Regions from separate parts of the Homo sapiens genome. Here region 1 is linked to region 2. A link is a loop called in an ENCODE intact Hi-C map of the cell type or tissue named here. Cell type or tissue: endothelial cell of umbilical vein. All regions are shown on one strand. Each heading gives the region's core, and the rest is flanking DNA. Links, peaks and the distances in the headings are about the cores only.

Region 1 (12,060 bases), core at 1,841-9,840, 71 kb after region 2:
GGTTCATGCCTGTAATCCCAGCACTTTGGGAGGCTGATGTAGGAGAATCACTTGAGCCCAGGAGTTCGAGTTCAGCCTGGGCAACATGGCAACACCCTGTCTTTATCAAAAAAAAAAAAAAAAAAAAAAAAGAAAGAAAGAAAGAAAAAATAAGAGACTGCCACAAGTTTTAATTGGTTGCGCCCAAAAGTATAAGATAAATTAATCAGGCAGTACATCTCCATGCATACCAACCATACGGGAGTTCATTCTCAGCAAGGCTGAAAAAAAAAAAGTATATAAAGATTTCTGTTTAATGGAACTTTCTTGCTTTTAAAATGATAACAGAAGTGGCTGGGCGTGGTGGCTCATGCCTGGAATCCCAGCACTTTCAGAGGCCGAGGTGGGTGGATCACTTGAAGCCAGGAGTTCAAGACCAGCCTGGACAACATGGTGAAACTCCGTCTCTACTAAAAATACAAAAATTAGCTGGGTGTGGTGGGGTACGCCTGTAGTCCCAGTTACTCAGGAGGCTGAGACAAGAGAGTCGCTTGAACCCAGGAGGCAGAGGTTGCAGTAAGCCAAGATAGCACCACTGCACTCCAGACTGGACGACAGACTTATTATATCTGGTAGATTTTTTTGTAGATTCTTCTCTGTAGAAGATCATGTTATGTGTGAATAAGGAGAGCCTTAACTGCTTTCCTTCCAGTCTGGATGCCTTTTATTTCTTGCCTTATTACACTGAGTAGAACTTCTAGTATGATGTCGAATAGAATTGGTGAGAGCAAACCTCCTCATCTTGTTCCTGATCTTAAGAGCAACCCTTTCACTTTTTTCCCCTTTATTGATACATAATATTTGACATATTTATGGGGAAATTGTGAGTGCTTCTTACATGCATAAAATGTGTAATGATCAAGTCAGGGTACGTGAGGTATCCATCACCTTGAGTATTTATCATTTCTATGAGTTGGTAACATTTCATGTCCTCTTTTCTATCGAAAAGCATTCACTTTTTTAAACCATTAATGTGATATAGGCTACAAAGATTTCATGGACAACTTTGGCCAAATTGAGAAAGTTTCTTTCAATTTCTAGTATCCTGAGATACTAGACATGACATCTTTTAAAACTTTTGTAGGTTTTTGAAGGTTAAACAAAAGATGAAATAATCATCATAAACAGAAGGACATCAATGTTTTTCCATTAAAAAGATTCCTGAGAGGGCAGATGTTATATATGAAAGAGCCTAAATAGAGTTCTTTTTATGAGACAGGGTCTTCCTCTGTTGCCCAAGGTGAAGGGCAATGGTGCAATCACTGCTCACCACAACCTTGACCTGCTGGGCTCAAGTGATCCTCCCACCTTAGCCTCCCACCTTGCCTCCCAAGTAGCTGACACCACAGGCGTGCATCATCATGCCTTTTATTTTATTTCATTTTTGTAGAAACAAAGTCTTAATATATTGCCTAGGCTTGTCTTGAACTCCTGGCCTCAAGCAATCCTCCTGCTTTAGCCTCACAAAGTCCTGGGATTATAGGTGTGAGCCACCGCACCCGGCCTAAATAGAGTTCTTATGCATTTCTAGAGACAGTTCAGGCACTTATTGTTGCATGTCCTTCTGCAAATGACTTCAAAAGAAGAGGGTGTAAAAATCATATTTTTAATAAAAAAGTTGAAGAAAGTACAAGAAATGTTTCAAAAGCAATAATTTTTAAAATATAATGATTTTAAAAGTGATTTCAACATCACATATGTCTGCCATAATGGAATTATAACCTTAATAGGAAGATGTCTCAAGTTTTGTAAAAAGGTTTTCTTATGACACAATAAAGCAAATACTAAAAATCAGTAATATTTCCTACAAGTTTTGGTTGCATACCTGGGTGTGGTGGCATGTGTCTGTAGTCTCAGCTATGCTGGAGGCTGAGGTGGGAGGATCACTTGAGCCCAGGAATTTGAGGCTGCAGTAAGCTATGATCATGCCACTGCACTCCAGCCTGGGCAACAGAGCAAGACCATGTCTGGAAAAAAAAAGTGTGAAGAAGATGTATTTTTTTTGTTGTTGAAACGAGGTCTCACTCTGTTGCCCAGGCCAGTCTTGAATTCCTGGTCTCAAGCGATCCTCCCACCTCAGCCTCCCAAAGTGCTGGGATTACAGGCATGAGCCATGATGCCCAGCCTGAATTATGAACTTTTCGTGCATTTGTGAACCCTCTGATGGACGCATGAATTGAATGTTCATTGAAATGATCAGAACAGGTAAAGCATCTGATTTATATATTTTGGGAAGTGAGAGTCTTTAATTACAGGAAAAGTCCACATGAGGTCTACATACTTATTTTTCAAATTGATGTGACTCAGTGCCATAGACTCCCTCCCTCCCCCACCCATTTATACTGAGCCTTCATATTCAGAACAGCAGAAAATTGAGGCACTTAAAGTTGAAGCACTTATCTGAATGATTAAACCCAGATCAACAAGTGAAGAGCAATTGTAACAGCACAAAAAGAGGACCAAAAAGGGGCTTTTTGTTCACTTTTTTTTTTTTTGCAGAGGGGTTCAGGGCTTTAAAATAATTCATTTATGAACTGAATGGTCTTCTTCACAGAAGATCTTTCCATTCATTCAAAAAAATCTCATATGCTGAGGAGACATGCAGGAATGGGAAAAGATGAAAACCCAGGGAATAAAAAGCAAACCTGCCTCCTAAAAATTAACCAGTCAGCTGGAATATTACATAATCAAGCATGGTTTTCTAAGGTTAAGGTTGCTAGATATGGCATGAGGCATACTTATACTAAAAAAAATTATTTGTTGTTTATCTCAAATTCAGATTTAACTGGGCATACTGTAATTTTATTTGCTAAATCTGGCAACCTAATAAGGTGTTATACCCTCACGTCTGTGGCATTTAAAATTCAGAGCTGGGTTTTATAATTTAACGTCCTTTAAAAAACAAAGCATTTTTACACCGCTGTGTGCAGGGGTGGGGGCGGGGGAAACTCTTTCTTCCCTGACTGTAAAAAAAATTTTTGAAACCTAACTGTTCCATGATTTTCGTAAACGTTTTGCAAAATTTATTTACAGAAATTAGATTCTAAGTTCCTATACGATGTCAACATCAATGTAAGACAAAGTTCTAGGATTGTAAGTTTTCCAGTTATCCGTGGATGCACTACCTTCTCAATCAGAATGTTGTATTTATTTATTAATGCCAGACTTTATGTTTCAGTGAGCTTGGAGGAAGGGGAAAAATTCAGGAACACCACTTTGCTATTAGTCCTGGCGCAGTGAGCACAATGTAGGCTCTGTATCTGCTTAGTACTTGCTGAGCAACAGAGGGTTAACATCTTTTTCAATGTTGCCACTCAAATTGCTGCTTACCATCTAAAGTACAGGGTACAGAGTGGAGAGAAAGGCCACAAGGGTCATTATGCTTTGGTGGAAAAAGACGTATCATTATTTTCATTCTATACAATGCCAACAACTCATTTATTAAAGGACAAAATTGGAAATTCTCCACTTTACTCTTGAGGACTGTTTTATTTCCACAACCTGAGGAAAAGAAAGAAGGCTTTACAAATGGATCGCTGCAATTGTCAGGACCTTTTGATGCCAACAGGCGGCCCTCATCCAATTACACTATGCTCATTGTTGAAGCAATTGAATTTCATTTCTTCCTTATGTTGAGTTTAAATTTTTTTTGGATGTTGTCTAGCTGCTGCTGTAGAGTTGAAATATTTTAACATCTGGTAGCTGAGGCTTGCTTCATGAAACCGACATATTATTTGGTCAGTCACTGAAGGAAATTAATTACATAAGGTTTCAGCCTGGAGAAATCTCTCTCTTCTGTAAAGACATATTCTATTTCATTTGTACCACCATGTGTCGTTTATTCCTTCTTGCTGTGTATTATAGTTGTGTGCATGGTTCATCTCCCCTATTCAACCATGTAGTTTGCTCATCTTAATCTGCTCAGCCAGAATTTTATATTATACACCACAGTTTCTTTTAGTTTAGTTTTTTGTTTGTTTGTTTGTTGTTAATACAGACACTCTCCCTCTCTTGCTCAGTCTGGTCTCGAACTCCTGGGTTGAAGCCATCCTGCCGCTTCGACCTTCCAAAGTGCTAGGATTACAGGGGTGAGACACCATGCCCAGTCACATCACATCATAGCTTTTGTTTTTGTTTTGTTTTTTGTTTTGTTTTGTCTTTTTTTGTAGGGGAAGTGTCATAGGTTTTCGATAAATATTTGTTGAATTTGGCCAGGCGCAGTGGCTGATGCCTGTAATACCAGCATTTGGGGAGGCCAAGTCGGGAATTTGAGACCAGCCTGGGCAACACAGTGAGACTCTGTCTCCAAAATAAATAAATAAATAAATAAATAAATAAATAAATAAAAAGTAGCTGGGCGTGGTAGCCTGCACCTGTAGTCCCAGCTACTTGGGTGGCTGAGGTGAGAGGATGGTTTGAGCTCAGGAGTTCGAGGCTGCAGTGAGCCATGATTGATGCCACTGCACTCCAGCCTGAACGACAGAGCATGACCGTGTCTCAAAAATGGATAGATAGATAGATAGGTAGGTATATATATAGATAGATAGATTTGTTGAATGAATGAATGTGTGAACTGTTTATATATATATATTTGTGTGTGTGTGTGTGTGTGTGTGTGTGTACAATGATCAGAGGCATACCCAGATGTGTGGGGCTTCCAAGCAAATATCTCCAAAAAGAACTTCTTTCCTTTTATTAACTTGAAATAAAAGACTTTAGATTTCTGTTATCCAGGACTACTTGGACTCAGAGAGAAGGAGGAGAAAGGTTTTAGCATTTTCCCCATAGACAAAATCTAAACTTCTTGGTCCCCTATGGGTAGATAGAGAGGTTTAATTATATTAAATAAAATTAAATAATAGTGGTAAGAAGTGAGTGTTAACTCTAAGTGCAGTGTATTCCAGAGTCTTAAAGCAGGTCTTTTATCCATCATTAGTTGGATTTTAGGTCAGTGTATTTTTGCATATCTGGAGGATGACTTGAATGTGGCCAGAGAGGATGACAAACACTGGAGGGCTAGAAATGTTACTCTGGAATGGGGAAAAGTGATGTGAAAAAAACCTTGGATACAACCATGGGAAGAACAGTGCATAGTAAGAAAAATGAGGAAGGGGCCAAGTGAGAAAAGTTGGAGGCTAGTTTAGAGATTCCGCTGAGTAGAAGACCAGGAGAATATATTCAGTATTCAAGAGGCTAAGGACATAATTTTGAATCCAGAGTACATTCCAGATCAAAGGCAATGCTCTTCCTTAAAAATACAGGTGGGAGGGAAGGAGAAAACATGAAAGACAAAGAGAATGAAGAGATAGATGATGAGACAAGCAAAAAATGCTAAAACTAGTGAGGAAGAATTGAAGACCCCACAGAATAAGGCTAAAGTAATGAGTTTAGGCACTATACTGGAAAATCGGATAAGACTTATTGAAATTTGATCAATCAATTTAAAAACGATACTGGTCCTTACTATGTACCAGTCATTGTACCAGGTTCTTTTTCTATTATATCTTATTTAATCTTCAAATAACTATTTATTTGAAGTTAATAATAAATAGTAACTTATTTATTATATCTTATTTAATCTTATTTAATCTTCAAATATCTATTTAAATAAAAATGTTTATCTCCATTTTCCAGATTTCAAAAATGTGGCTCATATACATCATATTCAAGATCACACACATAGTGGGAAATTGAGAAAGAATTCCAACTCAGAAATAATTTAAGGGGTTCCTGACAGACTTGAATCCCACATCTATTCCACTTAATGAATGGAGCTTGCCTCAGAAGGGTTCAAATAACTATGCATCTCTATATTTACTGCTATATAGTTTCTTTGTTACTCTCTGAGATTTGATGACACTGGAATATAGTAATTTTGTAATAAATAAAGGCAACTGAAATCCTAAAGAGAATGGAGGTCAGAAGGGAAATTACATTGCTCAGAAAGCATATTTCCCCTTTCCTGAAGGTGTGACAACAGAAAAATACATGCCTTGACTCCCTCCACCACCTCTCAACCCCCATATCCCTCAATTCCCTAATTCTAGGAACTAGTTTTATGTAGTCACCTCTTACAGGTGTGCCCTCACTTCATGCGCCAACCCAATCCAGACTCTAAATGGGGGAGGGGAAAGGCAAAGCAACTTGGTGGCTATTCATATCACTCAGTTCACATCACATCACATCACATCACATCATATCACATCACATCACATCACTCAGACTGAGACATTTTGTTCCACTTTTGATGTAGATCCTGTCAATAACTTGTGCTCCTTCTGACTTTAACAGCTCTTCAACTGATTTCCTGCTTTCTCCCTCCCTTCTCCCTCCCGCTACTTCAACTCATTTCAGGGGCTGTATTACTTGGCCTTAAACTCTACACTTGTCAACACTGACTCACTGGTTCCTGGTGCCACTCCTTCCAGATGCTGACCACTACTAGCACTTCCTCCAATTCTATTATTAACAATAATAAAACTGATGAAGCACTGTTAAATTTGTTCTTTTACCTGGACCTTACAATCATGTATACTTGGGTGCATGTATATCTTTTTTTAAATTGTTGTTGGGACCTTACACGTCATGAACGTAGCTAACTCATTAAGCCTAATCAGATACGTAAAAGAAAAAGTTAATGATCACAGTCTAAAAATAAAATCTGAATTCTAGAAAGTCTTAATTTGCAATACAGAGCATTGAGGTCCACAGAAATGGCTTATTACAGAGGATTCTTTTCCCAAATTAAGAAAAACACTATATGATTCCTTGGCACAGAATTAGACCTTACAAAAAGAAACTCCTGGTACATGTATTTTCTTTTTTCTTTTCTTTTTTCGAAACAGGGTCTCATTCTCTTGCCCAGGTTGGAGTGCAGTGGCCATCACTCCACCTCCAGAGCTCAAGTGATCCTCCCACCTCAGCCTCCTGAGTAGCTGGGACCACAGGTCCCAGGCACACCACCATGCCTGGCTAATTTTTAAAATTTTTGGTAGAGATGGGTTCTCCCTATGTTGCCCAGACTGGTCTCCAACTCCCAGGCTCAAGTGATCCACCCACCTCAGCCTCCCAAAGGGCTGCCATTACCGGTGAGAGACATCACAATTACAGGTGAAAGCCACCACAATTACAAATGAGTTCCTTATCCTCGTTTGAAGGATAAGGAACTTGAAGGATTGTGAGTCGTTCTCAGACACGAGGTTAGCAGAGCTCCTTTTTCCGATTAATAGACCAGTACTCTTAGACTTAAGCCCTGTTGTATTCTGACTATTCCTTTTCCTATTAACTGATACACTGTTTTTTGTTTTCTTTTGTTTTTTGTTGTTTCTTTTCTGAGACAGGGTCTCACTCTGTCGCCCAGGCTGGAGTGCAGTGGTGAGATCAGAGCTCAAAGCCTCGACTTCCCAGGCTCAAGCAATCTTCCTGCCTTGGCCTCCCAAAGTGCTGGGATTACAGGTGTGAGCCAACGCACCTGGCCCAGATCTATCTTTGAACTCAAGTCCTCACATGTTTGTGTTTTGTCCTTTGCCTCCATGGGTGTTTCTCTTTCACCTAGAAATTCTCAAATTTTAGAGGGCACCCAAATCACCTGGGATACTTGTTAAAATGTGGATTCAGGGACCTCAACCCTGAGGGATCTGATTTAGTATGTCTGGAGGAGGGACTCAAGAATCTCCATTTTAACAAGTATCCATGTGATTCTGATGCAGGGAGTCCAAAGACCACCCTTTGAGAAATGCTATTTTAGCTAGTTTGAAACAAAGCTCCAGTCAAATAATTCTGAAAGTGAAAATGCTGGGGTATTATTCAATTTGAGTGTTGTGTTGCCTTGAGTTATAGGGCTCTTACACAATGTGAAATGAATAATGTGGAATGCTGTTCACTGCAATAAAATGTCAACATTTCAAGTATTTTTTCAAAAGACTTCTTAAGAGTTGCTCTTTCCACACACGGCCCTGTTTAAAAGGAATTACAGCTGCTCCTACTTTTATAGCTAGCACATCCAAATCTGCCTATAAAATATTTAAAATGAACAAAGTACAATTACAGCTATATTTACAGTTGTGTGGAACAAATCCATTGCCTTCAAAATTATAAGTCTGGCTAAGTAAAACCAACCAAAAACTCTACTGAAAACAATGGAATTTTTAAGCACATAAGCAATGGAACAAATCACATGTGGAAAATCAATAGATTTAGAATACACAAAAATGGAAAAAGTTGAAGCTCAAAAACCATTACTAAACAAGAAAACCTAAAACACAAGCCACAAACTGGGAAAATATTTGCAACAAACATTAAGAAGGGTTGATAGATTTGAAATATAAAAAAGCTCACGAAAGTCAAAAGGGAACATGGATAAAGAACAAGAACAGAGATAAATACATATGGGAAAGTTTAAGAACTTTATGGTATACATATTTTTTAACATTCAGCGTTTTAAAACACCAGTGATATATACCATTTTTGTCAGTCAAATTAAGAACGTTTAAGGGATTGAGAGAAATTTCAGTAAAATGGATAGGTACTCACAAACACTGCTAGTATAATAGATGGACAAATTGGTGTAAAGTTTTGTTTTGTTTTGTTTTGTTTTGTTTTGAAACAGGGTCTGTTGCCCAGGCTGGAGTGCAGTGGCACAATCACAGCTCACTGCAGCCTCAACCTCCGAGGCTCAAGGGATTCTCCCATCTCAGCCTCCTGAGTGGCTGGGACTACAACAGGCCACCATGTCCAGCTAATTTATTTTTTATTTATTTATTTATTTATTTATTTATTTATTTATTTATTTTTGTAGAGTTGGAGGACTCACTTTTTTGCCCAGCCTGGTCTCAAACTCCTGGGCTCAAGTGGATCCTCCCTGCCTCAGCCCCCTAGTGCTAAGATAACAGGTATGAACCAGTAAGCCAAGCCTCAAACTTTCTTTAAAACAATTTAAGAATTCTTACTATGAATGTTTTTTGAAAAAAAAAAAAATCACACACTTAGTCTCAGTAAATTCCTAAGACTCTAGTCTAATCGGAAATTTAGAAAAAGGACTAAGAACAAAATTATTATTATTATTATTATTATTTGAGACTTGAGTCTCACTCTGTCGCCCAGGCTGGAGTGCAATGGCACGATCTTGGCTCACTGCAACCTCTGCCTCCCAGGTTCTAGCAATTCTGCTGCCTCAGCCTCCCGAGTAGCTGGGATTACAGGCGCCTACCATCATGCCCAACTAATTTTTTGTATTTTTAGTAGAGACAGGGTTTCACCATGTTCCATCATGTTGGCCAGGCTGGTCTTGAACTCCTGACCTCAGGTGATCCACCCACTTCAGCCTCCCAAACTGCTGGGATTACAGGCATGAGCCACCGTGCCCGGCCCATAATTATTTTTAAGATGGAAAAATTGGAATCAATCTAAAGATGATAAAAGAATGATTAAAGAAACAATCCATGGTATATCCACATGACAATGTTATATAGCAATTTAAAATGGTTTTTTCAAGCACTTAATGGTGCTTAAAATGTTTCAGATACAAGGATGCTTTGAAAAGCAAGATATGGCATTTATATATAATATGATCCCAATTTTCTTTTAAAACATTTTTACATGCATATAAAAAAGCTGTAAATAAATAAATCAAAATGCTAACAGCTGTTATCTATGGGTGTTAAGGTTTTTATTCTTCTTTTAGTGATTATCTGTGCTATCAATTCTCTACAATGACCATATGTTACTCTAATAATCAGAAAATGCAATAAAAGGTACTTCAAAAGTCCCTCTGAAAACATAACATAAAGAAGGAAAAGTTGTCAACTTAATTAATTTATAGTTTGCAAGTGACAGAGAACACTCACCACTTATTTCTGTAGCAGGCACTGGAATCCATTTATGGAATGCCAGTGACCTTATATTCTCAAGACAACTGCTTATCTGTCTCTCTAATTGGAAGAGGGGGATATGGAGAAAAGACAACAGTCTCTAGGAACAGATGTCTGAAGGGAGTTAAACCAAGTATCAGGGTAAAGTAAAAGGAAAATTTTACTAACAATCCTTAGTCTAACTATATTCTAATTTAGAACTCTTAGCCCAAAACATTTCTCCTTGTACAAACTGGTATACCAACTGATCAACATAACTAACACCATTAATATTTGAGTGTTTTTTAAAAATATATAGGAAAGGCTTTCCTGCATGAATTTAAAATTGCAATCATATGAGTAATGTAATTTCTTCCTTAAAGGTTAGATGATTGGATAGGGGTTAATTTTGATAATGAAAAGACTGAAAAGGAATATGACACATGCTGGATTACTTCATCCACCCTACCAGAGACCAACTTTGTATGAGAAAATACTAAAGAATCTTAGTCAGGCCTCCATATTAATTTTGTATTGGTAATGCTTGATAGAGAGATCACGGGACATAGATAATTCCAGTACACTATGTTCCAGCTGAATACCCAACTAGAACCCAAATGTCTTCATATTAAAATCAGTATGGCAAATGGCCCCTTCTTGGTTGCTAGGCAAACAAAAACAAACTGGGGGTCGCTTCAGGGAATCTGGGAGGAAGGCAGAGCCAAGGTTTTCTCCCAGGTCCATGGGAGGTCATGACTTGAGCATTCCCAAACTGAAAGGGGGAAATTAGATTTGGTGAATTTCATTCTCCATATTAAAAGGATAGGTTCAAAATTGAGAGATTTCATAGGTTGATGCACTATATCTAACTGATCAAATCTCTGCCCAGGACTAGATATGCCAGCTGACAACTGGGTAGCCACTATATACAATGTATATTGTAGCTGGATTAAGGCAATGAATGAAAGAACTAGCAAAGAGTTAGCTAAGAACACTTTAGCAAAGATGAGTCTATTTTATTTAAACCTATCCTTTGGAAGTTAGCAAAAGAAAGGAGAGACTAACAGCACACATGGAAAGGCAGGTATTGTAAGGATCTTGTGAAGTGTGGGGAGGAGGGTTACTCAAATAACAGAAGAGAATGGGTGAAAGAGCCCGAAAGACAGATTTTTCTCTATTATCAATTCTGTAGACATTTTTTGAGCCAGGCATTGTGTCGGTCCTGGAGATACATAGAAAGAGGGCCTTTCCTTAAAGATTTCATGGTCTAACAGGGCACAGTGGCTCATACCCATAATCCCAGCACTTTGGGAGGCAGTGGTATAAGGATCACTTGAGCCCAGGAGTTGGAGACCAGCCTGGTCAATATGGTGAGACCTTGTCTCTACCAAAAAAAAAAAAAAAAAAAATTAGTCGGTGTGTGGTGCACGCCTGTAGTCCCAGTTACTCAGGAGGCTAAGGTGGGAGGATCGCTTGAGCCCAGGAGGTCAAGGCTGCAGTGAGCTGTGATTGAGCCAGTGCACTCCAGCCTGGGTGACAGAGCGATACCTTGCCTAAAAACAAAAGAAAAATGGATAAAGACTTCATGGTCTAGTGGGGAAGATAGATATGTGAATTACAAAGTATAGTCAAGTCCTACATACTGGTAAAAACTCTGGCAGACAACTCAGTCTCTTCATCTTTCATCAAACATTTATTTGCTCTATTGTATACCTGGGACTTAGAAACCACAGATACAAAGACCAATATGATAGGGTCACTGCCCTTAAGGAGGTTATTATAGTCTAGTTGGGGAAATAGACATATCAACAATGGCAATGGCAACAAAATGCTATGAAAGCTAGGTATAAGATGTTATGAGACTGAGCTGAGCAGTGTCTCGAGCCACCACTTTGTGAGGCCAAGGAAAGAGGATGGCTTGATCCCAGGAGGTCAAGACTGCAGTGAGCTGTGATCGTGCCACTGCACTCCAGCCTGGGCTACACTGTCTCTTAAAAAAAAAAATGTCATGAGACTCTTAGCTCTCTACAGTTATGTTTGGCCTCACCTGTGCAACTTTCTTAATGGGGAGAGAGAGATCTCTTGTAGCAGGACGAGCTGCAGACAAAACTCCTCAGACACCGAGTTAAAAAAGGAAGGGGTTTATTCGGCCGGGGGCATCCGCAAGACTCCT
Region 2 (12,060 bases), core at 1,276-9,275:
GGAAGTAGAATGTGGGAAAGAATTTGAGAAGGACAAATCTTCATACTTTAAACAAACGATAAAAATCAGAAGAGCAAATGCAGCTGCCAAAAAGAGAATGTGCAGTCTTGGGAGTAGAGGCTGCTCGTTTTTACGTTGTTGCCTTACCAAAATGCAAAAAAAAAAAAAAAAAAAAAAAAAAAAAAAAAAAAAAGCTGATTTGACAGAAATTCTTTTTTTGTTTTATTTTGTTTTGTTTTGAGATGGTGTCTCACGCTGTCGCCTGGGCTGGAGTGCAATGGTGTGATCTTAGCTCACTGCAACCTCTGCCTCCCGGGTTAAAGCGATTCTCCTGCCTCAGCCTCCCGAGTAGCAGAGATTACAGGTGTGCACCACCACGCCCTGCTAATTTTTTGTATTTTTAGTAGAGACAAGGTTTCACTATGTTGGCCAGGCTCGTCTCAAACTCCTGACCTCGTGATCCACCTGCCTCGGCCTCCCAAAGAGCTGGGATTACAGGCGTGAGCCACCGTGCCCAGCCAACAGAGATTCTAAAAGTTCAGTGTCTATAGTGGAAATATGTTTTTTTTCCAGAGCCATCCCAGCAGTAGCTTTCATTCATAAAATGCTGTCTTGTATTCTTCAGCAGTTCAGGCATACTTAAATCACAGGAGTAGAAAATCGTTCATTTTGGGACAATGGTCCCGTTCCCACTGGTGATAAGTCTAGTCCATGCCATGCACGTTCAGACTGCTGTTGTTTCTAAGGGGGTAATCATTGGCCTTCTGGTTGCAGAAAGAGAACAGGGACATGTGCACTGTGCTCCAAAATGTCATCTATCACTGTTAATATCTCTCAGGAAAGAAGGCAAGCCTGTGAAAGGCTGTAAACAGCTTGCAGAACTGCAATAGGAGCTTTTTTGGCAATCAAGAAAAATACTCATGTGACCTCCAAGACCACCAAGTAAAAGGACCTGATTATTGCTTCCTACAAACTTGTCTTTGGTGTTCAAGCTGGAGTTGTCTTTTTCAATGCAATCCATCTTTTGATCTGCTACCGACCTTTCCTACTCTGCTAGGGTCTGTGATCCCTTTTCTCACTGATATTTATGTCCCATATGAAAGCAATTATTCAACAGCACATTTCTGAAGTTGAGGAAGGCAACATCTCATACTTCACTATATCTTGCAAAGGTTCCACTCTACCCAAAATGAGCAAAAAATCACTGTCTCAAAAACAGAAGTCCGGAGCCTTAAAGACCGTGACCCTTTATTGGACTAACCTGAATTTTTGTTTACTTTGGTATATTTAGATTTAAATTTTTAGAAGCCACCGGCTGAGAGCGGTGGCTCACACCTGTAATCCAAGCACTTTGGGAGGCTGAGGCAGGAGGATCGCTTGAGCCCAGGAGTTTGAGATCAGCCAGGGCAACATAAAGAGTCCCCCATCTCTACAAAAAAAATGAAAAATTAGCTGGACATGGTGGCGCGCACCCATAGTCTCAGCTACTTGGGAGCCTGAGGTGGGAGGACCGCTTGAGCCCAGGAGGTTGTGACTGCAGTGAGCCGTGATTGCGCCACTACACTTCAGCCTGGGCAACAGAGTAAGACTTTGTCTCAAAAAAACAAAACAAAACAAAAAACAAAAATGAAAACAAAAATAGCAATATATTCTTGTCATAAAAAGAATTTAAATAATAACGAACGTATCATTAAAAAAAAATCAGGTATGCTTCCCTCAACACTGCTCCTCCAAGAAAACTTAACAGATTGATGCGTAGTCTTACAAATTCCTTTCAATTCTTATAAGGATATCTATGCCTTGTCCAAATCTCTCTACATTTTAAGAGAATAAATGGGATCAGAGTTGTTTGAAATTTGCTTTTTTTAGCATCATATAAGTAGAATGCTTACTACATTAGTACATAAAGTATTTCATTTTTAAACTTATGTGTGTACATTTTTGTTTAAAATTGCTGTTTCTCAGATTATAAAAATAGTATATATTCACTCTAGAAAATTCGAGGAATACAGACAATTATAAATAAGAAGATTAAAAACAATACCACTAAAATATAAACACTGGTAATGTTTTGGCATATAGTCACTTAGTCTTTTATCTGGGCAAGAGAATAGAGGTATGGCTGCTTGTGTTATGCTTCTTTTTGTTACTACATTGAGATACACCAGTCTAATGTGCATTTTACCCTTCTTCTTTACTAAAGGAATTCAATTCTCTGCAGTATAGCAATAGTTCCAGCAAAAACCAATGTTTCCAGTTAGTTAAAGATTCTGGATGAATGAGATGGAAGGGAAAGTTTATTGGAGATTTCAGGCAACATCTTGCTTTCCTTATTATTTCCTGGGAGCATGCATGTGAGGCTGGATGTGGAACAGCCACCTTGTAACCATGAGATGACAAGCATGAGGACAAAATCACGGGCTAAGAGTGGTAGAATGGAAAGATAGAAGGAGCCTGGGACATGGATGATGACGGGAAAACATTGGAGAAGCTCAGGATGTTCTACCTTCATATTTTTGGTAATATGAGGAAAATAAAATCCTATTTGAAAAACCTATTATAGTCAAAGTTCTAGTATATGAAAATAAACATGATCTCTGATATTCTCTAGATGCAAACTTTTAAAATCCTACTTTGTTCGTTTGACATTACATTGTGAGCACTTCCTGATGACATTAAATATTTCTTAAAAGGATAACTTTTAATTGCTGCATAATATGTATTCTGTTGTGATCCAAACAACTGCTCTGTAGTTAGTATTAATGATAATTAGAAAATAGGAGGTTGGCCAGGTGCGGTAGCTCACGCCTATAATCCTAGCACTTTGGGAGGCCAAGGCTGGTAGATGCCCTGAGGTCAGGAGTTTGAGACTAGCCTGACCAACATGGCAAAACCCCATCTCTATGAAAAATACAAAAATTAGTCAGTATGGTGGCGGATGCCTGAAATCCCAGCTACTCAGGAGGCTGAGGCAGGAGAATCACTTGAACCCAGGAGGTGAAGGTTTCAGTGAGCCGAGATCACGCCACTGCACTCAAGCCTGGGCAACAGAGCCAGACCATCAGGCAAGCAAGCAAGCAAGCAAGCAAGAAAGAAAGAAAGAAAGAAAGAAAGAAAGAAAGAAAGAAAGAAAGAAAGAAAAAGGAAGGAAGGAAGGAAGGAAGGAAGGAAGGAAGGAAGGAAGGAAGGAAGGAAGGAAATAGGAGGTTAAGTTCAGCCTGGGCAACACAGCAAGACCTTGTCTCTACAAAATAATGATAAAATTAGTTTTTTTTTTTTTAGATGGAGTTTTTTTGCTCTTGTTGCCCAGGCTGGAGTGCGCAATTGCGGCTTGCTGCAACCTCCGCCTCCCGGGTTCAAGTACCTGCCACCACACCCGGCTAATTTTTTGTATTTTTAGTAGAGACAGGGTTTTGCCATGTTGGCCAGGCTGGTCTCGAACTCCTGACCTCAGGTGATCCACCTGCCTCGGCATCCTAAATTGCTGGGATTACAGGCATGAGCCACCATGCCTGGCAAAATTAGTATTCTTTTAAAAAGATAGAAAAGTCGAAACTTTCACAAGAGCAGCCCTTTCTTCAGCACCGTGGACCCACTTCTCATTCTAGAGTTTTTAAGGACTGGGTTTTATAGGCTTATACTGATTTTTGTGATAGTCACCATAGCACTATGATTTCTGTACTCTAAATCAAAGTTCATCAAGCACTGAGAAAACTCCACAGATGAGCAGTTAGCTGGTTCTGCTGAATAAGGTGATAAGCTAATATTTTAAGGTTTTAACTATTTTTTTCTTCATATATTCTGCCCTTTTCTTTCCTTCCATCTGAGTAGGTAGCTGGCTCTGTTCTCACTGTCTTGGGGAAAAGAGATAAAAGGTGACACAGCAAAAACCGTAAGTGTCTTGCAAGTTCAGGGATTCAAGAGGTCTAATCCCACAAAGGAAGAAATTCCACAAGCACTGAGGACGTTTAAAATATAGAAAGGGAGAAGGCTTTTCCTCAAACTAGAAATGGATTATTCCAAGCTGGGCGAGAGGAGTGCAGAGAATCAAGTAACTTTCATTTATCGGCTGTTCTAGCAGGGAAGCATCAAGATCCTAGAAAGCAACGGCTGTTAGGTGCTTCTTGACAGGCAAGTCTGTATGAAGAGTTGGCAAAGATTCCTCAGCCCCAAGAGCACTAGGAAAGCAGCCAAGGACCTCTGACTTGAAGGGACCCAAGGACCAGGAGACTGGACATCTCAGCAGTTATCTATTTACACCTCTGATTAACAACTATATGCCTGTCTCTTCATTACTGTGATTCACCCCATATCCCCCAGCACCTTGGTATCACACAAGAACTCAAATGCATGACATTGCTATGTTAAGGAGCCCACCATTGGGGCTCAAACTCTGAAATATAGATGTTAGAGAAATAGTTATATTTTTGCATAACAATGATTGAAGCCTCAGAATCATACATGCTGCAACAATGTTAAGGATGAGCTCGATGAGCTCTTCTAACCCCAGTTTTTATCATGCAATGATTCACTATGATGTTTTCTGCTCTGGCCAAGAAAAAAAAAGCCATTCTGATAACAGGAAATTTATCTCACACTTATAAAAAGCACACACTTGAATAGCTTTATCTTAAGATTTTGGCATTAGCTTCTACCCTAATTCATATCCACATTTAGGGTTACACAGAACTACACCCCAACAAAAGTCAATTTCCAGATGTTTAACTTATCAGCCAGCTCTACCACAGTTTAAAATTATGATGCCAGGAAGTCTGATTATTTCAAATTTGAAAAGAATATTACCAAGCCACACCTTTCAAAAAATTTTATTAGCATCTGACTCTTTGCTGAACAAGGAAGATGGGAAATGTAGTTGCATTCACAAAGAATGTGTGGAGACTGCCAAGAAAGCAAATCATTTTTGGAAGCCACCCTTATTTGGAAATATTCTAGTTATAGAACTATGGTTTTTTTAAACAAAAGCATTCACCATATCCCCTTTTGAAAACACATCTTTCCGAAATATAGGAAAAGAATCAAATACTATGCTATTCACTTTCTTCTACGATTTACTTGAAAACAACTAAGGTAAAAAGAAAAAAAAAAAGGACAATGCTTGCCAAGAACTGCAAGTAGCTTCCTGTAGGCATTGTGATGTAGTGGAAAAAGCAAAGTCTCTGCAGTCAGACAGACCTGTTTTTGAAGCCTGACTGCACTCAACTAGTTGGGTGACCTTGGGCAAGTAACTTTATCTTCTCTATGATTCATCTGTAAAAATAATTAAATTATATTAAATGAGAAAACATATGTGAAAGTGCTTATTGAAAGATATTCTCTCTGTAAGCCTTAAGGAAAAGCATAATAGTTATACATGGTTACTCTGATATATGGTAAAAAAACAAGTGCATGTCTTAGTAAATGCCCAAAACTATTTAGACAAGTTCTAAAAGGAATTAAGCAGCAAAATGACGTAAAGTGTTACTTGGCCATATGCAAAATTAGAAACTGGAGTGAGATACATTGAAATAACTCCTACTTATTGTACTTCAAATGGCTCCTATAAAGATCCTTTTTAAAGTCACTAGCTGCCTTATGAAATTTGCTATAAGCAAGACTTCTAGAAATTCTAATGTTCTAGAATTCTAATGCCAGATCTTGCTATTTCTAAGGGAATTATGAGAAGAAGATCAATGAAAAATGAATATCAGCAGTGTCTCCTCTTTTAGCCGGAGTAAAATATTAGCTCAAGTCCAAAGGCAGCAGATGAGGTGACTTTCAGTAAAGTGAAGACTCTAGGGTTGATGGCAAGATTATAAAGTAGCTACCCCATCTCAAGTCATTCTCTCAGTTGTCCAATAATTTCATGATGGGCTGGGCACACCTATAAGCCCAGCACTTTGGGAGGCCGAGACAGGAGGATCACTTGAGGCCAGGAGTTCCAGACCAGCCTGGATAACATAGTGAGACCCCATCTCTACAAAAGAAAAATTAGCTGGGTGTGGTGGTATACCTCACACTCCAGAGGCACCTCAGCCTCCAGAGTAGCTGGTAGTTCCAGCTTGAGTCCAGGAGCTCAAGGTTACAGTAAGTCCAGATGGCACCATTGCACTCCAGCCTGGGTGACAGAGTGAGACCCTGTCTCAAAAATAATAGTAATAATTTCATTATGTCCTTTGGCTGTGTTGAAATTATTCGGTTAAGAAACCTCTACTCTAAGTATTATAATCAAGAAGTCAGTAAACTATGGTGCATGAGCCAAACTCAGCCTGCTGTGCTTTTGTAAATAAAGTTTTATTTGAATACAGTCATGCCCATTCAGCTATGTAGTGTTATGCATGCTTTTGCACCACAACAGCAGAGTTGAGAAGCTGTGACAGACTGTGTAATCCACAAAGACTAAAATATTTAATGTTTGGACCTTTAAAAAAAAAAATGTGCCAACGCCTGCTCTAACCCCTAAAAATCCACTTGCTACCTAAAATCAAAGACAATATATTTAACCTATCTATGAAATATTTTCATTTTAAAACATAACCATGTTAACACTATCTGTAGGTTGCCTCCTTCAGCAGAGTGAGAGTCCTCTTTGTGCACCTTGCCCATGCTTATTCCTTTTCCAGAATAATAGAAGTCAGCAGTGTGGCACCCTGCATTAGAAAATTTGCCAAATTTTGATTTGGAGTCACTGTAAACTTTGCATTAAAAAAAAAAAAAGCATGTGGAAGCTAATCTGCAGTTAGCTGCCTTTATTTCATTATCTTAGTTAAACAAACCCAAGTATAGCCAAAGTCAGCTTTGGAGGAGGTCTACCAATCTCTTAGGAGATTTGCTCTGAAGTAATATGCCTGAAACATATTAACTGTCCAACATTCTTTCTAAAGATTTGAAAACTTTGAGAATCATAGCAATGATATCTCTTGGAATACTGAGCAATGAGCCACAGCACTGTTGCGTTTCAGAAACCTTCCTCCCAAATCAAAATTGACAATCAGTCTGATTCAGCCCATAACTCATCCTCCCAAATAATGTGGTTTGAAAGATAAGGAGTCTGAATGAAGTAAAATAATGGCTGAAATAACTTGAAAAACAGATAGAAGACTGGAATCAGGGCAAAATCTCCATTCTAAGTATGCAAAGCCTTCAGGATGGATCCAAGCTACCATAAGTAATTCAAAAGCTATAACTTACTTGTGTCCAAGGGTCTTTGATATAAGAAGCTGGAGTGGAGAAAGTCAAAAAGAAGATTAGTCTGCCTTCCTTTGTTCTTCGTGGACATGTTCCAAGGTAAAGTTCAAACTAATGTTAGTCTTGGTTATTTAGTTTTATTATGCATACAACAAAAATAAAGCAATCTCCATATTTTTCCCAATAAGTTGCAGGTTTTAAAATATATTTTAAAATAAAACTGATGGGGGTGGGGGGAGCTTCTTTTTGAAAACTGAATCTAAATAAAGGCCAGTAAAGTTTATAGTCTGGGTACTGAGGAAGGTGATTTTTTTTTTTTTTTTTGAGACTGAGTTTTGCTCTTGTTGCCCAGCAATGGCGCAATCTCGGCTCACTGCAACCTCCACCTCCCAGGTTCAAGTGAGTCTCCTGCCTCAGCCTCCCAAGTAGCTAGTATTACAGGAATGCACCACCACGCCTGGCTAATTTTTGTATTTTTAGTAGAGACGGGGTTTCTCCATGTTGGTCAGGCTGGTCTCGAACTCCCGACCTCAGATGATCCGCCCGCCTCAGCCTCCCAAAGTGCTGGGATCACAGGCGTGAGCCACCGCGCCTGGCAGAAGGTGAAATTTTAAATGGCAAATTAGTATATCTTTAGCAACAAAACAACATATAATGACATAGTTTCCTACAGTTCACAGATAGTTTTTACTGGATTCTAAATCTGGTTCTGCCATTTGGTTGCTAAAGAACTTTACTTCTCAGTTTTTGCCTGGGAGAGAAAAAAAAAAAAAAACAGAATGAAAGCTATTCCTAGAATAATGTGGTGACTTGAGGACTGTAAGTTCTAAGTTGTTTAGAGGTATATACTGATCCTTTTGGAGGAAAAGGAAAGGAGACTTTTACTGGAGTTCCTGGAGCTATTTGCAAATATGCTTTGAAACAGGAGTGCCAGAGCAAGGCACTAAAGCAAGTCTCATGACAACAGGAGCCCCACTATCGGGCCAATAATTATTTCAGAGAACCCAAGTAATGAAATACTACCAGGTTAACAGAAATGTAGTGACATATCTATTCCACCCACAGGCTTAGGGACAGGGAGAAATGGCTGAATAGTTACAGAATGTGCATGTGTCTGTAAAGCTGAGTAGATTACTTTCAGCCAGACACCGATGAGGGGCCTTGGACCATGTCCACCGGAAAGGGGAAAATGAAAACTGAAACACTAAAGGCAGAGAACTGGAGTACTACTGAGCTCCCCCAGGGTCTGCAATTATGGTAAATTTCTTTTTGCCCAAAGTAAAAAGAAAGAGGTCTTTTTAGGGGGCTCTGTCAAATAGTCATCAGGAATTGGCCAATTTTAACCTATACACAGTGGCAAGGGCAAGCAGAGGACTTTTAAATTGTAAACCAGACCACATTACTCTCTTGTCTAATCACTTTTCTAATTAAGTCTAAAATCCTAATCGTGAGCCAGTATGGCCCTACATGTTTTTTATTCAATCCACCTCCACCTCTCTGACCTCATGTTCCACTGCTTTGTATACCCTGTTCTAGCCTTACTCTTCTCCTTGCCGTTTCTAGAATATGGTAAACTCATTCATACCTCAGAACCTTCAGATACGCTGCCGCCTTGTCCTGGAAAGATCTTCCCCGGAAACTGTATATGGTTTATTCCCTCACTACATTAATGTATCTACTCAAACATCACCACCTAAGAGTGGCTGTACCTGACTACCTTGTATAAAATAACCCCTCCCATTCACTCTCTATCTCTTTATCCTGCTTTAATTTTCCAATGAGTAATGATCAGCATGTGATGATACAGTATATATGTATTGATTAATTTATTATGTAACCCGGCCGGGCACGGTGGCTCACGCCTGTAATCCCAGCACTTTGGGAGGCCGAGGTGGGCGGATCATGAGGTCAAGAGATCGAGACCATCCTGGCTAACATGGTGAAACCCCATCTCTACTAAAAATATAAAAAAATTAGCCGGGCGTGGTGGCGGGCGCCGGTAGTCCCAGCTACTCGGGAGGCTGAGGCAGGAGAATGGCGTGAACCCAGGAGGCTGAGCTTGCAGCGAACCGAGATCGCGCCACTGCACTCCAGCCTGGGCGACAGAGCGAGACTCTGTCTCAAAAACAAACAAACAAAAAATTTATTATGTATCCCTCACAAGATTGCAAGCTCCATGAGGGCAGGGACTTGGTTTTGTTCACTTCTTATCCCTGAGGTTTAGAATAGGGTCTGACATGTAGTGAGTACTCAACCAATAATTGTTGAATAAATAAATGATTTGAAATAGATGCTGGAGTGAAATCAGCTTTTGTAGAAATTTCGCTCCCAGACTGTACTAGACATAAAATATCTCAAACAGTTAAACATATAAAAATCAATTTTTAAAATGATTTCTGGAAAAGTTACTTGCCTGAATGACCTTGGCCATTCCACATTTTAACTCACATTTCAACTTCATCCTACATGATGCCATTTAAACATGGTCCCTCTTTAGTAGCAAGACATAGGGTTGGTATAATGCTTATTGTTGGTCTAAGAATATCCAAACCCTCTTATTTTGGCAAGGCCGGAGAGAGATGAAATATCTTTTGTTCAGAACAACCTTAGAAATAAAGACATACTCACTTTTTTGGGAAATTACTTTGGGATGTTGAGACAGAAGATTACTTGAGCCCAGGAGTTCGAGACAAGGCTGGACAATATAGAGAGACACTGTAGCTGGGACCACAGGCACACACCACCACGCCTGGCTAAATGGTGGTGTGTGCCTGTGGTCCCAGCTACTCAAGAGGCTGAGATGGGAGGATTGCTTGAGACTGGGAAGTCAAGGCTGCAATGAGCTGTGATCATGCTGCTGCATTCCAACTTGGGTGACAGAGTGAGACCCTGTCAAAAAAACAAACAAACAAAAAAACCCTAATCACCACTTTGGAAAATTAGACCCACAGAGATTGTTGGTTTATTTAAACAGACTTGAGCATCAGCATTTTAGCCTCACATAGTACTATATAATTGTACACCCTTGCACCTGAAGAGGCTTTTGCCACTCAGTGAGTTAAGACACCTTTATATTGTTTATAGAGTAGGTGTGACAGACGGAACTCATTTTTGCACTTGCTCTGAAGCACCTTGTAGAGAAAGTTAGCAGGTTCTGGAAGCTATCTGGGGCCACAGAGCAAAGATTTTATCTATACCAATGAAACTCAACAGCTCAGCCAAGTATTGACAGTGACACCATTATTAAGCTCCACTGTGTACCCAAGTGAACAAATGTTTCCTGCATTATGTTATGTTAATCCCCCAGCATCTCATATTCCACTCTGCTCAAACTGGGCTATGCCCTTTTACTGATGATATCCTGTATTTTTCTACCTTAATACTTTTGCTGCTGCTGTTCCCTAATTTGTGCTATAGTTTTTTTTCCCGTGTATCTAACACATCTCTTTTATTTAACTGTGAGCCTATTCATTCATTCATTTAAGTATAATCTTATAACAAAGGGGAAAAGAAAAAAATAAGTAAGCTAAACTAAAGATCTAATCAGGAGACCTCATTGTTAAAACATATAGCAGAAATATGGTATTAGGGATGCTTGATGCCAGATGAAGCTGCTGAGAGTCATGGACTCATGTTCATGGTCCACAAGGGTCTATCTCGAGTATTAGAAATCAAGGTGACTTAGTTTTATTGCAACCTGGGCTAGCCAAAAACATAGTTCAACAAATAGTTTTGGCCAGGCACAGTGGCTCACGACTCTAACGAACTTTGGGAGACCAAGGCAGGAGGATCCCTTGAGGCCAGGAGTTTGAGACAAGTCCAAGCAAGATGGTAAGACCCTGTCATTAAAAAAAAGAAAATTTGTAATTAGCTGGACATGGGGGCATGTACCTGTAGTCCCAGCGACTCAAGAGGCTGAGGTGGGAGGATGGCTTGAGCCCTGAAGATCTAGGCTGCAGTGAGCCGTGGATGCACCACTGCACTCCAGCCTGGGCAACAGAGTGAGACCCTGTCTCAAAACAAAAACAAAAACAAAAACAAAAAAACAGGTTTTTTTTTTAAATAGTTTTAAAACTTATACACAAAGTCAAATAAGGCATGTTCCCTGCCTGAAGGGGTGAAAAAACATGGACCAACAAATATAATAATTGGAATACATGATAAAATATGCACATGGTTAGGAACATATCATCTTATTCCTCTTTACCTCCCCCTGACTGCCTAACAATGTCTTATACACAATAATTTATTTTTTCTAGTTTTTCCATTTTGCATTTTTAAAAAATGAGACAGTGTTTCACTCTGTCACCCAGACTGGAGTGCAGTGGCACAATCACAGTTCTTGCAGCCTCAACCTCCCAAGCTCAAGCGATCTTCCCACCTCAGCCTCTCAAGTACCTGAGACTACAGGTACACACCACTATGCCTGGCTAATTTTTTAATTTTTTTGTAGAGACAGAGTTTTCCTATACTGTCCAGGCTGGTCTTGAACTCCTGGGTTTAAGCAATCCACCCACCTTGACCTCCCAAAGTTCTGGGATTACAGGCATGAACCACAACACCTGGCCAGTAATCAATATATATTTATAAAATTGAATGGAATTCAATTTTCCAAACTAGAAGGCACAGATTCAGATCCTACCTTGGTATAAATATTCTCTGTTCAATACAGACTTGCTATAAGCTATGTGGAACATGGGAAGGTAGAAAACATTAATTTCAAGTGCCAGGTTAAAATTATGTTGAAAAGTAAAATTAGTTGCCCTATGGTTCAACATGCAAATTGCAGCACCAAAACAGAAACTGAAAAATAGAGTAGGCTGGGTGCAGTGTCTCACATCTATAATCCCAGCACTCTGGGAGGCTGAGGTGGGA

The links. Hi-C counts contacts between places; a loop is a spot of excess contacts. Peaks named below come from ENCODE experiments on the same cell type or tissue, not always from the same donor. Only the 100,000 strongest peaks of a DNase experiment are listed, where the experiment ranks them.
Region 1: a loop joins it to region 2, with 2.8 times the contacts of the local background. A loop is called at or near these places in 2 of 110 quality-filtered maps.

The regions. Positions count from the first base shown.
Region 1 is chrX:115,525,763-115,537,822 of GRCh38, forward strand. The region is part of intron 2 of PLS3-AS1 (PLS3 antisense RNA 1); the gene reads right to left. Among named protein-coding and RNA genes, the nearest start is that of PLS3, 29 kb to the right of the region's middle. In endothelial cell of umbilical vein, for the core only: no CTCF peak of the experiment used is centred there; a DNase peak (open chromatin) is centred at 6,419; H3K27ac peaks cover 1,724 bases.
Region 2 is chrX:115,455,577-115,467,636 of GRCh38, forward strand. It overlaps LOC124905206 (a long non-coding RNA gene), which reads right to left and starts at 10,074. Exons shown (of 2, transcript XR_007068305.1): 1 at 9,814-10,074. In endothelial cell of umbilical vein, for the core only: no CTCF peak of the experiment used is centred there; a DNase peak (open chromatin) is centred at 5,075.